3 separate regions of the Homo sapiens genome follow, and regions 1 and 3 are each linked to region 2. Evidence: chromatin contacts called from ENCODE Hi-C data. All regions are on one chromosome and are shown on one strand. Each heading gives the region's core, a stretch centred on a gene start or an enhancer-like site at or near the end of the contact. The rest is flanking DNA. Distances are from core to core; before and after follow the strand shown. Region 1 holds the start of SEC61B (SEC61 translocon subunit beta). Region 2 holds the start of SPTLC1 (serine palmitoyltransferase long chain base subunit 1). Region 3 holds the start of TSTD2 (thiosulfate sulfurtransferase like domain containing 2).

Region 1 (4,371 bases), core at 256-2,755, 7.1 Mb before region 2:
TGCCTTGAGATGAGGGAGAAAGTTTGTGAATTCAGAAAACAGTAATGGGTTCACGAGTGCTGGATCATAGGACAGCAAAGAAAGATTAGGCTGAAGGCCGGGCGCAGTGGCTCACGCCTGTAATTCCAGCACTTTTGGAGGCAGAGACGGAGGATCACAAGGTCAGGAGATCGAGACCATCCTGGCTAACATGGTGAAACCCCGTCTCTACTAAAAATACAAAAAATTAGCTGGGTGTGGTGGCACGTGCCTGCAGTCTCAGCTACTCAGGAGGCTGAGGCAGGAGAATTGCTTGAACTCTGGAGGCAAAGGCTGTAGTGAGCCGAGATCGTGCCACTGCACTCCAGCCTGGGCGACAGAGTGAGATTCCATCCCAAAAAAAAAAAAAGGAAAAAGAAAGGTTAGGCTGAAATGACCACTAAGAGCTTTGGTATCCCCCCGGTTTTTTTTTTTTGTTTGTTTGTTTTTTTTAGTTCAGCAACAAGTAACAGAAACTACGCAGAAGAGTAACAGCAGAGCGAACGATGGACTGGAAAGCAAACAGCCTGAAGAAAAGGGTTAAGTAGCAAATGCAAAGCAGTAGAAAGGGAAAAGGAAAGAGCTTATGAGAAAGCTTTCAAGCAGAGTTTAAAGTCTGGCATATGACTAGAGAGAGAAAGAGCATAAGAAAAATCCAAGATGACGCTGACGTTTCTGGCTCTGAGTAAATGAGTGTACAACAGTGCCATATGGAAGTAAGGAGATATAATTGAGAGTGAGAGAGCTGAGCTGAAAAGAGACTAAGTTTTGTGTAGGACGAGTTATCTGTAGGACAGATTGCTTATGGGGCCGCCAGATGGAAATGTGAGTGCAAACCTCAGGTCCAGAGACACCAGTTTAATGACATCGGTTTTCTCAAAGTTATCTCTGACTCTATTCCAGTTTGTTAACTTTCCTTTTTTAAGAGTAGTGCCCTAAACTGAGCAACGAGAAAAAAAATGTCGCCTTCCTCCCAAAAGGCCTTTAACTACTCCCACGGCCACGTCACTAGAAGCTCATTTTGCCTTTGTCAATCTTCACATGCTAGGGTCTCCACCCCAGAATCAGCGAGGTTCTGGGTCCTATCTCCGAGTCTGGAAGCGAACGAACTGCAGGGTTCCTTACCTCTGCCGGACAGTGGATCCCGCCGCCCGGGCGGCCACTGCTTTGCTGGGAGAGCGCCCTGAGGATCCCACGTTAGTGCCACTGGGGGTCGGACCAGGCTGTAGAGGGAGACAAGCAGACAGACGGGTGAGCGCGGCAGGCCTGCCCCAGAACCCCGGCCTAGACACCCACACCCGAGGCTGGGGGAAGCAAGGGAGCTACAGAGGAAAAGCACGGCGCAAAGCAGGAGGAGTCAGGGCTTCTGGGAGAGGCGGGGATCATGGAAGGGCCGCCATACCATATTGGAGATGAGGGTGGCAAGGCGCTGACGCGGACGGATAGAAAGTTACGGAGCCCCCGAAAGACCGGCAGCTGGCGAGACTGACTCAGGCCCCGCCCCCGGACTTGCAGGCAAGGTCCTCTCTGACCCCAGGGACGCCTGGGTCGTCTCACGATATGCCTGTAGACAGTCTGCTACAGACAACTTAGTTACCTGCTGTATGGGAAGTAGAGACCTCCGGCCTCCTTCCTTTGGATCACAACGTCCTTCAGAAAGTCCAATCCCTACCGAAGGAAAAATATAACCGGGGTCAGACAAGATATTTTCTCAGGCAGTTACTAGACCCTCACAGATTTGCGCTGATGTGGCCTAACTGACGCACGTACGGCAGGGCGGGGTCGGCCCGCAGTGGCCAGCTGGGAGCTACGAGCGCGGAGCTTGCGCAGAAGACCCCCATCAGGGTGCGGGGTGCAGTTGCGGCTCCAGGGCCATGGCGGAGGAGCAGGGCCGGGAACGGGACTCGGTTCCCAAGCCGTCGGTGCTGTTCCTCCACCCAGACCTGGGCGTGGGCGGCGCTGAGCGGCTGGTGTTGGACGCGGCGCTGGCGCTGCAGGCGCGCGGGTGTAGCGTGAAGATCTGGACAGCGCACTACGACCCGGGCCACTGTTTCGCCGAGAGCCGCGAGCTACCGGTGCGCTGTGCCGGGGACTGGCTGCCGCGAGGCCTGGGCTGGGGCGGCCGCGGCGCCGCCGTCTGCGCCTACGTGCGCATGGTTTTCCTGGCGCTCTACGTGCTGTTCCTCGCCGACGAGGAGTTCGACGTGGTAGTGTGCGACCAGGTGAGGCGGCCGCGGGGCCGGCTGCGCGAGTGCGGACCTCGCCGTGGAGGGCGGCCGCGGGCATGACCCCTGAGAGAAGACCTTCCCTGTCTGCGGTTCGCAAAGATCGGAACTGACATGGAGAAGTCAGGGTTGTGAGCGAGCCTGTGGTTCTCTAACTTTAGTGTGGGCCCATTTAAAGTTGCAGATTGCTGGGGTTCCATCCTCCAGGAAGTTTTCATCCAGGTGCCCTGAGGTGGGGCCCAGACATCTGCATTTTAACTGGGTCATAGGGTGATTCCGAGGTAGATAGTCTTTGGGGCTCTGAGAAACGCTGGTATTAGAAGTCAGCTTCAGTCACCTTTTACTAATGAGTAACTCGCGTGTTGTCTTCCCGCTTACCTGTTATTTTTGTTGACTCTCCTTTCAGGCCATTTGCATCCCACTGTCCTTGTGTTCGGAGCCAGGCCACACCGTCCTCAGCAGTGTCATGTGTTAAAAACGCCAAGCTGAATATATCATGCCCCTATTAAAACTTGTACATGGCTCCCCATTGGTTTTTGGAGAAAAGTTCAAGCTTTTTACCTTGGTAAATAATGTCCACCTGGATCTGCCCTGTAGCTATTCTTGACTCTTTCCTTCGTGCATTTTTCCCCATCCTAAAAAAGATGACTTTAAAAAGTAACATTTACTCGATTAAAAATTTAGTAGTATAGAAGGATGTAACCTAAAAGCCCCGTCCTATTCTACTCCCTGAAGATAGCCACCGTTAAGTTTCTCTTGTATTTTTTCAGAAGTTGTGGTGACACCAGCCTGTGTCTTTTCATAGGTATATCTATATCTTCTTATTGGTACATAATTGGTATTATGACATACCTACTATTAGGCATCTTTTTCAGCAAAAATTTATTTATTTATTTATTTATTTTGAAACGGAGTCTTGCTCTGTCTCCCAGGCTGGAGTGCAGTGGCGCGATCTCGGCTCACTGCAACCTCCGCCTCCAGAGTAGCTGGGAGTACAGGTGCGCGCCCCACGCCCGGCTAATTTTTTCTATTTTTAGTAGAGATGGGGTTTCACCATGTTGGCCAGGCTGGTCTCGAACTCCTGACCTCGCGATCCGCCCACCTCGGCCTCCCAAAGTGCTGGGATTACAGGCATGAGCCACTGCGCCCAGCCGGGACATTCTTATGTATCAATATTAGAGATTCACTTCATTCTTCATAGTGGCCAGAAAATCCACTTTTGTTTAAGTGTGTCATAATTAAACATTCTCCTTAAAGGACACTAATGTTGTGACTAGTTTTTTGTGAATAGATCAGTGTTGTAATGAACATCCTTTTACTTCTTTTTTTTAAAATATTTTTGTACTTCTGCAAATATGTCGTTTGAGGAAATTCCTAAAGTTGGTGGGTCTAAGAGTTGTTCATTTTAAATATCAATAGCTACTGCCAAGTTTGCCTACCAAGGAGGCTGTGTCACTTTACTCCCCCACAATGTATGATAGAGCCTCTTACTCCATGCTTTTGTCCGCCTTGGATATTAACCATTTTAAACTTTGCCAAACTGATAGGTGCAGATGGCATCACATTTGTATTTGTGTTTCTTTAATTATGACTCCTGAGTTACTTTTGATCATCCTTGCTTGCATGGAAGCTTTCTTTTTAAGTAACGTGGACATTTACCAAACATCCTGCATGTGTCAGTAGACATGAGGCAGCTGAGACTATAGTGGGTAGAGGAAAAATTATTGGCTTGGAAATAGGCATCTTGGATTCAAGTTCCGTATCTACTGCTTTAATTAAGTGGCTTTGAATAAATTGCACATTATCCCTAAAGTTACCTTCTTCAGGTTTTAAGTTAGCTGAGACTAAAATGACTTGTAAAGATTACCCAACAAGAAAGTCTGTAGTAATGCCAGCATGTAGTTCATGCTCAATGATGACTAGCTTTAATATTTATTGAGCACATACTGTGTGCTAAACTCCATGTGTTTTGCATATATCAGTGCATTTAATAATCACAAAAAGTATATGGGTTTTTTGAACTATAATTTGTCACCATGTTACAGAAGAGGAAACTAAGGCCCAGAGTGGGATAAATTACTTGATCGTGGCCAGTTAGTAGAGCTGAGATTCAAACCCTGGCAGTCTT
Region 2 (4,362 bases), core at 1,080-3,579:
ACAGTGAGGTTAAGAGCAGAAGTTTAATAGGCAAACGAAAGAGAAGAGCTATCTGTGCAGAGAAAGGGGTCCCAGAGAAAATGGGTTGCCAGTTCTGCGGTGAAACGCACAGGGTTTTATAGATGAGCTTGAGGAAGTGGCGTTTGATTTACGTAGGGAATGAAAGACTGGTTGGACCAGGTGTGCCATTTGCATAGTGCATGAAGAAGCTGGCCTTCCCACCCTAATATTTTATTCTGCAGATGGCTTCTCTACCTGACTGATGCCATGTTGCCTGTTCCTTCACTGTACACGTGGTGACAAAGAAAATGGAAGATGGAGTCTCCATATTGAACATACCTGGCTTCCAGGTAGTCTTTTTCTATCGGCACAACTGCCAGCATTCTCCCGTGCACTGCCAGCTTGCTTATCTATGTTTGTAGCTCAATTTTTCAGGCTGCTCTTTGCAAAAAAGAAATAATTTTGGGGTTGCTTTTTGTTCAGAAAGAAGCTCTGCTGAGGACTCTCTTACCTTCACTATCTGCCTAAATAATTTCTTTTTGGCTCCTGTATCAATAGCACTGGTACCATTTCAGAATTCTGGGGAAAGTCAGGGTTACTCAAATAAATGGCACTCAAAAAATTGTTATTCCTTTAGAAAAAAACATAATTAAGTCCCTTAACTCTCATTATCCAAAAATATAGTTTCCAGAGTAAAGAGCTAATTGCAAATAACAACAAACTGCTGCAAGAATGGTTGGAAACCATAGATGTGGTGAAGAAGGCCTTTCTAAGCAATATGCAGATCCAGAGGCAAAAAACAGACTGAAGCACTACATAAAATTTAAAATTAAAGTATGATGAAAGAGCAGAAACAACTAGGCGGCAACTGAGCAAAAATATTTTTCACATATGAAACAGAAAAATATAAGATATTCAGAATGTATAGAGTTCCTACAAATCCATAAGAAGGCAAAAATAACCAATAGAAAAATGGATTAAGAATATGAATTGGCGATTCATACAGTCTATAAATGCCAATAAACATATAAGAAGCTGCACAACCTCATGAGTAACCAGAAGCATCAATAATAAAGGATAGTGAGGTATCATTTTATCTCCATTAAACTGGCAAATTTTTTTAAAAGATTGATAATATCCATCATGGACTAGAGCATAGAAAAACTTCCAAATTATTTTAATTGGTTGAGCCATTTTGGCAGTACTTATCAAAATTAATAACGTGCATAGTCTTCAGATATATCCCATGTTGAAAAAACTGGTCAGAAAAACTCCAACATGCACAGAAAGATATACACACAAGGAACATCGACAGTTATGGCAGCATTATTTGTAATAGGGGAAAGGTGGGAACAACATAAGTATTCACCAATAGGGAAACGTTTACATAAAATGGAACGATGAATATACATAAATTATTCCATGGAAGTCTTCAGCCATTAAATATGAGATATATTAGGAAAAAAATGCTAGAAAAAAAATTTAAAAAAAGTTGTAGAAAAGTCTTGTCCCTATGATCTCAATTATATTTAAGAAATCCAATCCAATTAAGTATGTGCGCGTGCATACTGTTTGCATATGCATTGGAAGGCTCTAAAAGGTTCTTTACCAAACTGCTATATGATTTAATACCTGCAAAGCCTTGGCCTATGTCTGACAAAACAGGAAGTGCTATATGGGTTGGCTATTTTTGTGTATAATTATGCATTTCTTAATGATAATGCATTGCTGGATTACTTATGCTACTAAACGTAAACGTATTGGCCAGGCGCGGTGGCTCACGCCTCTAATCCCAGCACTTTGGGAGGCCGAGGCAGGCGGATCACCTGAGGTCAGGAGTTTGAGACCAGCCTGACCAACATGGAGAAACCCCGTCTCTACTAAAAATACAAAATTAGCCAGGCGTGGTAGCCCACGCCTGTAATCCCGGCTACTCGGGAGGCTGGGGCAGGAGAATCGCTTGAACCCGGGAGGCGGAGGTTGCGGTGAACCGAGATCACGCCATTGCACTACAGCCTGGGCAACAAAAGCGAAACTCCGTCTCAAAAAAAAAAAAATAAAGTAAACGTATTGCAATCATTTTAACTCTCTGCGCCCAGCTGATGACCAAGTGTAAGGCCCGTTCATTACTACTTTCTCCATCCTGAATCCAGCAGGGAGGGTAATAGGACACAAGGTAAACAATTCTTGGAAAAACTGCGGCATCCCACCTGACCCCGTCCAGCCTCCTGTCAACCAGTGCGCAAGTGCGAGTAGGCGGTGCCCAGCGCTCCGCCGCCCCGCCCTCTGCGGAGGTGATAACGACACTGAGCAGCGACGCGCACTTTTGGGACGCGCTTGTGACCCGCCTTCCGGAAGGAAGCGGCTAACTATGGCGACCGCCACGGAGCAGTGGGTTCTGGTGGAGATGGTACAGGCGCTTTACGAGGTGGGCTCCGCGCCATTAGCGGTCCGCGACCACACCCGGGCCCGGGGAGGGTGGGAGGACGCGTGTGGATTTGTGGCCTGAGACCTCGGCGGGACTGGCTCGGTCACGCCCAGACTCGGTGCCTCTTGCTGGAAGGACTGCCGGGAGCTTCTAGTCCCAGCGGTTGAGTGTAGGGAGGAACGGGCGGGGGCGGGGGCTGGGACTGAGGGTCTCGGTTTGAATTCTTATGCTCCGGGTCCCCTGGAAGCTCCGGAAAGGAACACGTGTAAGGGGACGCAGGAGACAGGTCTGCAAAAACCAGAGTTTAGACGGACGATAAAACGGAGTGGTGAAAATGAGTGGAACACCTTCGTCTGGGAAGGTCCTAAGGAAGTCAGCTCTTTGGAACTACGGTACAGTTCGTTGGGGAATAAAATTGTAATAAATTGGAGTTTGTTTTTGTCGAAAAGAAATCAAGTGACTTAGGATTTGTGAATAAAAAATAGTTTGTCATTCTTCTGCGTACATCAGTTTTCTGTCTTATAAAGATACAACTAGTTTAGTCGATTTTTATTTATTTATTTTTGTTTTTTTTTTTTGAGACGGTGTTTCGCACTTGTTGCTCAAGCTGGAGTGCAAGGGCGTGATCTCGGCTCACTACAACCTCCGCCTCCCGGGTTTAAGCGATTCTCCTGCCTCAGCTTCCCAGGTAGCTGAGATTACAGGCATGTGCCACCATGCCCGGCCAATTTTGTATTTTTATTAGAGACGGGGTTTCTGCATGTTGGTCAGGCTGGTCTCGAACTCCCGACCTCAGGTGATCCGCCCGCCTTGGCCTCCCAAAGTGCTGGGATTATAGGCTTGAGCCACTGCACCTGGCCGTAGACTTTTAAAGGAAGAATAGTTAAGAGTTTTTTGAAGCCTAGTTATTTCAGATACATAAGATAATAAGAAACCAGAATGTCAATCTTAGTGTTCATTCATTTAATAACTGAGAGTCCCCGTGCTGTCTTGCAGAGCTATTCATTGGGCACTGAAGAACTTATTTTATTTTATTTTATTTTTTAAAGACAGGGTTTCACTCTGTCGCCCAGGCTAGAGTGCAGTGGTGCGATCAGCTCACTGCTGCGTTGACCTCCCAGACTCAAGCGATCCTCCCACCTCAGACTCCCGAGTAGCTGGGACCACATACCACCATGCCCAACTAATCTTTTTTTTTTTTTAATAGAGACGGGGGCTTGCTGTGTTGCCCAGCCTGGCCTCGAACTCCTGGCCTCAAGTAATCCTCCTGCTTTGGCCTCCCAAAGTGCTGGGATTACAGGCATGAGCTACCACACCCAGCTGCAACTGAATTTTTAATTTAACTTAAATAGCCACGTGTAACTTAGTGACTGTCCACATTGGACCACACAGATCTAGATGCTAGGGATAGTGCGGTGAACAAATAGGCAGAAGTCCCTGTGCTTAAAGAGCTTACATTCATTTCAAGTGAATTTCACTTTACTTTTGATGATTTAATATCACCAAACTTAATATCACCGTCTACTGGTAGGGGTAATGACAGTGTCTTCCATTGCAGGACATACTGGGAATTTTATCTTGAAACAGCAGAGACAGCAGATGTGGCTCTGTCTTATGCTCATGTATTAAGTGATGCCCAGTATTAGGTTAACTGTAGTGACCTAAAATGAGCCACTAAAATTGAATGATCTTTTTTATAAATGATTTTTTAAAGAAATGGATTATTTTCTGTTAAATGTTGTTTGCTCCCTTTTTGAAGACTGACAGTAGTGTAACTTCTCATTCCCCGAAACTGTCCAACAGTGAGACTTGGGAGAACTCCTGTATGTAACATTTCCTGGGAAGGAAAAGAAGTGGTGTTTGTGATTTTTATTAATTCACTAGAGAGAGAGTTTCTCAGCTTTTCTTAGGGTGATTTCTTTTTGGAGTGGGCT
Region 3 (4,475 bases), core at 1,405-3,904, 5.5 Mb before region 2:
ATGGACAGTGATTTGGCTGCCAGCTGGTGTTAAAAACAAGCCAACTCCAAGAAAGTTATGTAAGTCTCCCAATAACCAAAGCAAAAGTTATTTTTCTACATATTAGCATTCCAATTCTCTAGGATGCCCTACAATGACATTTCCTCTCTCTTTAGGGATTACCTCTAAGTGAGAAAAAGGAAGCATTAGAACAACAAAGAAAAGAACAAAAGACTCAAGTTCTCCAGCCCCCAAGTAATGACTTGAGAAGTATATTAGTTTTTGACTAGTCAATTACAAAGCATATGAAAATTGTATTATCGGCGGGCGCAGTAGCTCACATCTGTAATCCCGGCACTTTGGAAGGCCGAGGCGGGTGGATCACCTGAGCTCAGGAGTTCAAGATCAGCCTGGGCAACGTGGCGAAACCCCGTCTCTACAAAAAATACAAAAACAAAAAAAAAATTAGCCGGGCGTGGTGGCCCGCGCCTGTGGTCCCAGTTACTTAGGAGGCTGAGGTGGGAGGATCACTTGAGCCTGAGAGGCGGAGGTTGCAGTAAGCCGAGATCGCGCCACTGCACTCCAGCCTGACAAAGAATGACACTCCGTCTCAGAAAAAAAAAAAAAAGGGAGGGAATTGTATTTTCTGTGCCTTGTACAGAGGTTACACAAGAAACCTCGTGTTAGAAATCAAAGCACGCAGCATAGTTATTTAATTTATACCTGTGTAGTGAAGAGAGCCCCGGACTGGATTCGCTCTTGCTGGTGTTTGGGAACTGACAGCTGTCCCTCCATCTTAGTTATGCTCAGTCTCTAGACCCTTAGGTGTCAGATAGAAAGCTGGACTAGAATATCCTCTCAAGCCATTCCTTCGTAGAAATCTGGTGTTTCACTATTAAAACTAAATGCATGCGATTCTGCCTCCACCTCAACTGCCACAACACTCAAGGAGAGACAAACGTTAGTAGATAAAATTTACTCAATTTAAAATGTCTGTTATGGGTTTTTTTCTTACATTGACAGCATCTGCTAACGTTTACCGCCTCTTAAGCGTTGGCAAATGATAAAACATCATTGTTGCTGATGTGTATTACCTCATTTAACCTTCACAAAAACCAGAAGATATAAATATCATTACTTCTGTATTACAGACTAAAGTTTAAGGAGATTTCATAACCTGGACAAGATCACCAAGTAAATGGTAGGGTCTGGCTTTGAACCTAAACCCTCTGGTTCCAAAGTCTCATCTCTTAACCACTACTATACACTCTCTTCAAAAAACAATACACTAAAATGTTAACAATAGAATTACTCTAAGTTTTACTTTTTTGGTGTGTGGATTTGTGTTTTTGACCGATTGTAAGGCTTATGTGTAATATAAGCATCTTTTTTTTGTTGTTGTTAAAACTAGAATTATTCCATCTTTATGAAGGCAACACTGATCTCCACGAGCACAATCATCCAAACGGAGATGGGAACCCCTGTTCTAACTCTCTCAGAGGCCTGAAGTTAGTTTTCTAGCACTCTCTCTCACACAAGGGAAATGCGCTTACGGCCAGTTCAAAATCTGCAGTAACCTGTGTCTGTTTATTAGGGACCTCTTGGGCGCAGGTAAGACAATATTCTTTCCCTGCAGCTTGAAAGAAGTGAAATCAACGGATAACCACTACCGGAACAGAGTTCAGACTGCAACTCATGAGATCTCTCAGTCCTTTCCTTCAGTGAATTCTTCCGAGCCCTTTTCAGGTGCAGCTTTGAAGGTTAAAACGAGACACTAGGACCAGTGGGTCCCTAAGAGGCGGCAGCACAGACACAGGTGTGCTTCCCTGCTCCGTGGTTTTACGGACGAAATTCTGAAGCATCCTTAGAGACCAAGGGTCTACCCATGGGGTTCACCAGGCCTTCTTTCCCGAGGATCGGCCCTTGACTCAAAGAACTGGGGCGGGGGAGAAGTCGCTTTCTAGAAGCCGCCCGACCACACCGCCACCATATTCTCCTCTTTCCCTCCGCGGCTCCCCGCACGTTCCCGGGGAGAAGAGCTTCCAGTCTCTTCCGTGGACACCCAAAGACGCCGAGCCTCGGCTCCCAACCGGGAGCGGCCTCCGTGGCCGGGCCGCAGGCACTCACCGTCGTTCTCGTCGCTGTGCCGCCGCCGCGACATGCTGCCCTCCGGTGCGCCGCGGAACCGAGAGGCCAGGCGGTAAGCGCTGCAGGAACTGTCTGGCCGCTGGCCGACGCAAGGACAGCTGCAAGGCGCGCGGATGGGCCGGCACGCAGGCGCACTAGCTCGCCACGGCCCCGGAAGCGCAGGAGAGGCCGCCGGGTGGGGCTAGGCGCTGCGACAGCCGGCGTGAGGAAGCTCAGTGGGCTACGAACGTCTGGCACACATGCAACCGCCCCCTCGGGCTGCCTCCGCCTGCCGGCTACTTCTTTCTCCCGCCTTCCGCTCTATGTCCTTCCGGGGCCACGCAGAAAGTGCCGCCGCTTTGGCCACTCAGAGCCCCCGGGCCGCGGTCGTCGTACGCCTGAAGGCGGGTCGTGCCGGCGGCCGCTCTAGTCTCCGCCTCCGCTCAGGCCGGTCCTCCGGGGCTTCTCAATGGTTTCCCGGTGGCCTCTCAATGGTTTTCCCGGCGGCCCTTGCGCCGACGCCAGGAGACTTCCGGAGCTTGGTGACGTCACGAGCGAGCTTTTCTACCCAAATACGCGGCGGGGGAATAGGCTCGAGGGCGGTGAGCAGTGACAATTGCTAGGCGGAGACAGTGCAGGGAAGAGAGACCTTAGAAAGGATCAGGACTGGCGGGTATGTGCTCATCTACTCCCACTTTCCGGCTTTTGCCGCCTTGGGAAAAGTGGGAGGAGAGGTTGGGCCAAGCTCGGCATGCGGGGTGGGGCCTGGGCGGGAGGCGGTGCCGCACGTGCCGCCCCTTGGTATGGAAAGGCCGGCCCTGACGCGAGCGTGCGGCTCCGGGCTTGCCGGCTGGCCGTCATTTTCCTTAAGTTGTTTGCTTAGGAAGGAACAAATGATTGTTTTAGTAATCTGTTTTCAAGGGTTATTGGGTACCTATATGCCTGTGTGTGAGCGTCCCCTCCCCTGATGTCTTTATGAGCACCATACTGGCTTATCTGCTTTGTCCATGGCCATCTGAAATTTCACTCTCCCGGCCTAATTCTCCTTCGGTCTTACCCATTTCAGTAAATGACGTCATCCGTCGGCCGCTTAATCCAAAAATTTAGAGTCTTTCTTAGCTCTTTTCCCTCTTTTTACATAACAATTATCTGTAAACCCTGCCTGCTCTGCTTTCAACACAAATCCAGAATCAGATCGTGTTACTGCTTTGTTTAAAAGTCTCCTATGACGGCCGGGCGGGGTAGCTAACGCTTGTAATCCTAACACTTATGGGAGGCCGACGCGGGCGGATCCGCTTGAGCCTAGGAGTTCAAGACCCACCTGGGCAACAAGGCGAACACCGTCTTTACAGGAAAAAAAAAAAAATTAGCTGAGCCTAGTGTTTGGCGCCTGTAGTCCCAGTTACTCGAGGGGAGGGTTGGGGGCCGAGGTGGGAGGATCCCTTGAGCCCAGGAGGTCGAGAATGCAGTGAGCGGTGATCGCACACTGCACTCCAGCCTGGGCAACAAAGTGAGACCGTGTCAAAAAAAAAAAGTCTCCTACGACTTTCCATTGCACACTCCATGCCATGGCCTGTGGGGTTCTACTTCTCCTCACTGTACTCCAACCACTCTTTCTGTTCTTACAATAAGTCAAGCTTGTTCTTATTTTAGGAACTTATACTATTTCCTTTACCTGAAGGTCTCTGGTTCTAAATCTGCGTGGCTGGCTCTTGGTCACTTAGGTCTCAGCTCAAATGTCAGGTCCTTAGTGAGGCCTTCTTTGGTTACCCAATCACTGTTTTATTTCATTCAACGAATATTATATTTATTAGCATTTAGCACCTCCTAGGTGCCAGGCAGAGTTCTGAATGCTGAGGATGTAGAGGTGAACAAAGGAAAACCCCTGCTCTCTTGGCGCTGATATATTCTAACGACCCATTCAGGAATACCCACAAATAGTGCCATCATAGGTAGTGAGCAACGGGAGAGTGGTAGATGAGATCAGAGAGGTAGGGGGAAGGTGCTCTGTGAGGACTTTGGACATTATCCAAGTGAATTGAGAAGTCATTGGAGTATGATTTTTTTTTTTTGAGACAGGGTCTCGCTCTGTTGCCCAGGCTGGAGTGCAGTGGCACGGTCTTGGCTCGTTGTAACCTCTGCCTTTTAGGTTCAGGCAATTCTTGTGCCTTAGCCACCCAAGTAGCGGCAATTACAGACATGCGCCACCACACCAGGCTAATTTGTATATTTTTAGTAGAGATGGGGTTTCGCCATGTTGGCCAGGCTGGTCTTGAACTCCTGGCCTCCCAAAGTGCTGAGATTACAGGCATGAGCCTCTGTGCAGGGCCAGTCTGACTTATTTTTTTAATAGTTACTTCTCATGCTCC

What was found. Hi-C counts contacts between places; a loop is a spot of excess contacts on that map. Pooled maps may share reads with other maps.
Region 1: a map of CD8-positive, alpha-beta T cell shows a loop between it and region 2 (8-fold over the local background). The contact joins the promoter of SEC61B here to the promoter of SPTLC1 in region 2. A Hi-C loop is called at or near these places in 3 of 168 maps with a recorded cell type or tissue (CD4-positive, alpha-beta memory T cell, CD8-positive, alpha-beta T cell and naive thymus-derived CD4-positive, alpha-beta T cell) and 5 of 50 pooled maps.
Region 3: a map of CD8-positive, alpha-beta T cell shows a loop between it and region 2 (15-fold over the local background). The contact joins the promoter of TSTD2 here to the promoter of SPTLC1 in region 2. A Hi-C loop is called at or near these places in 3 of 168 maps with a recorded cell type or tissue (CD4-positive, alpha-beta memory T cell and CD8-positive, alpha-beta T cell), 1 of 37 single-sample maps with no recorded cell type and 7 of 50 pooled maps.

Annotation. Positions count from the first base shown.
Region 1 is chr9:99,219,416-99,223,786 of GRCh38, reverse strand. It overlaps SEC61B (SEC61 translocon subunit beta), which reads right to left and starts at 1,505. Exons shown (of 4, transcript NM_006808.3): 1 at 1,421-1,505; 2 at 1,144-1,241. The coding sequence starts at 1,423. It overlaps ALG2 (ALG2 alpha-1,3/1,6-mannosyltransferase), which reads left to right and starts at 1,845. Exons shown (of 2, transcript NM_033087.4): 1 at 1,845-2,240. The coding sequence starts at 1,893. RefSeq lists an enhancer at 1,436-1,755.
Region 2 is chr9:92,113,380-92,117,741 of GRCh38, reverse strand. SPTLC1 (serine palmitoyltransferase long chain base subunit 1) reads left to right here and starts at 2,329. Exons shown (of 15, transcript NM_006415.4): 1 at 2,329-2,428. The coding sequence starts at 2,372. RefSeq lists an enhancer at 1,767-1,826.
Region 3 is chr9:97,631,547-97,636,021 of GRCh38, reverse strand. It overlaps TSTD2 (thiosulfate sulfurtransferase like domain containing 2), which reads left to right and starts at 2,654. Exons shown (of 10, transcript NM_139246.5): 1 at 2,654-2,779. NCBP1 (nuclear cap binding protein subunit 1) reads right to left here and starts at 2,201. Exons shown (of 23, transcript NM_002486.5): 1 at 2,107-2,201. The coding sequence starts at 2,140. RefSeq lists enhancers at 1,704-1,783, 1,341-2,176, 2,341-2,635, 2,404-2,733.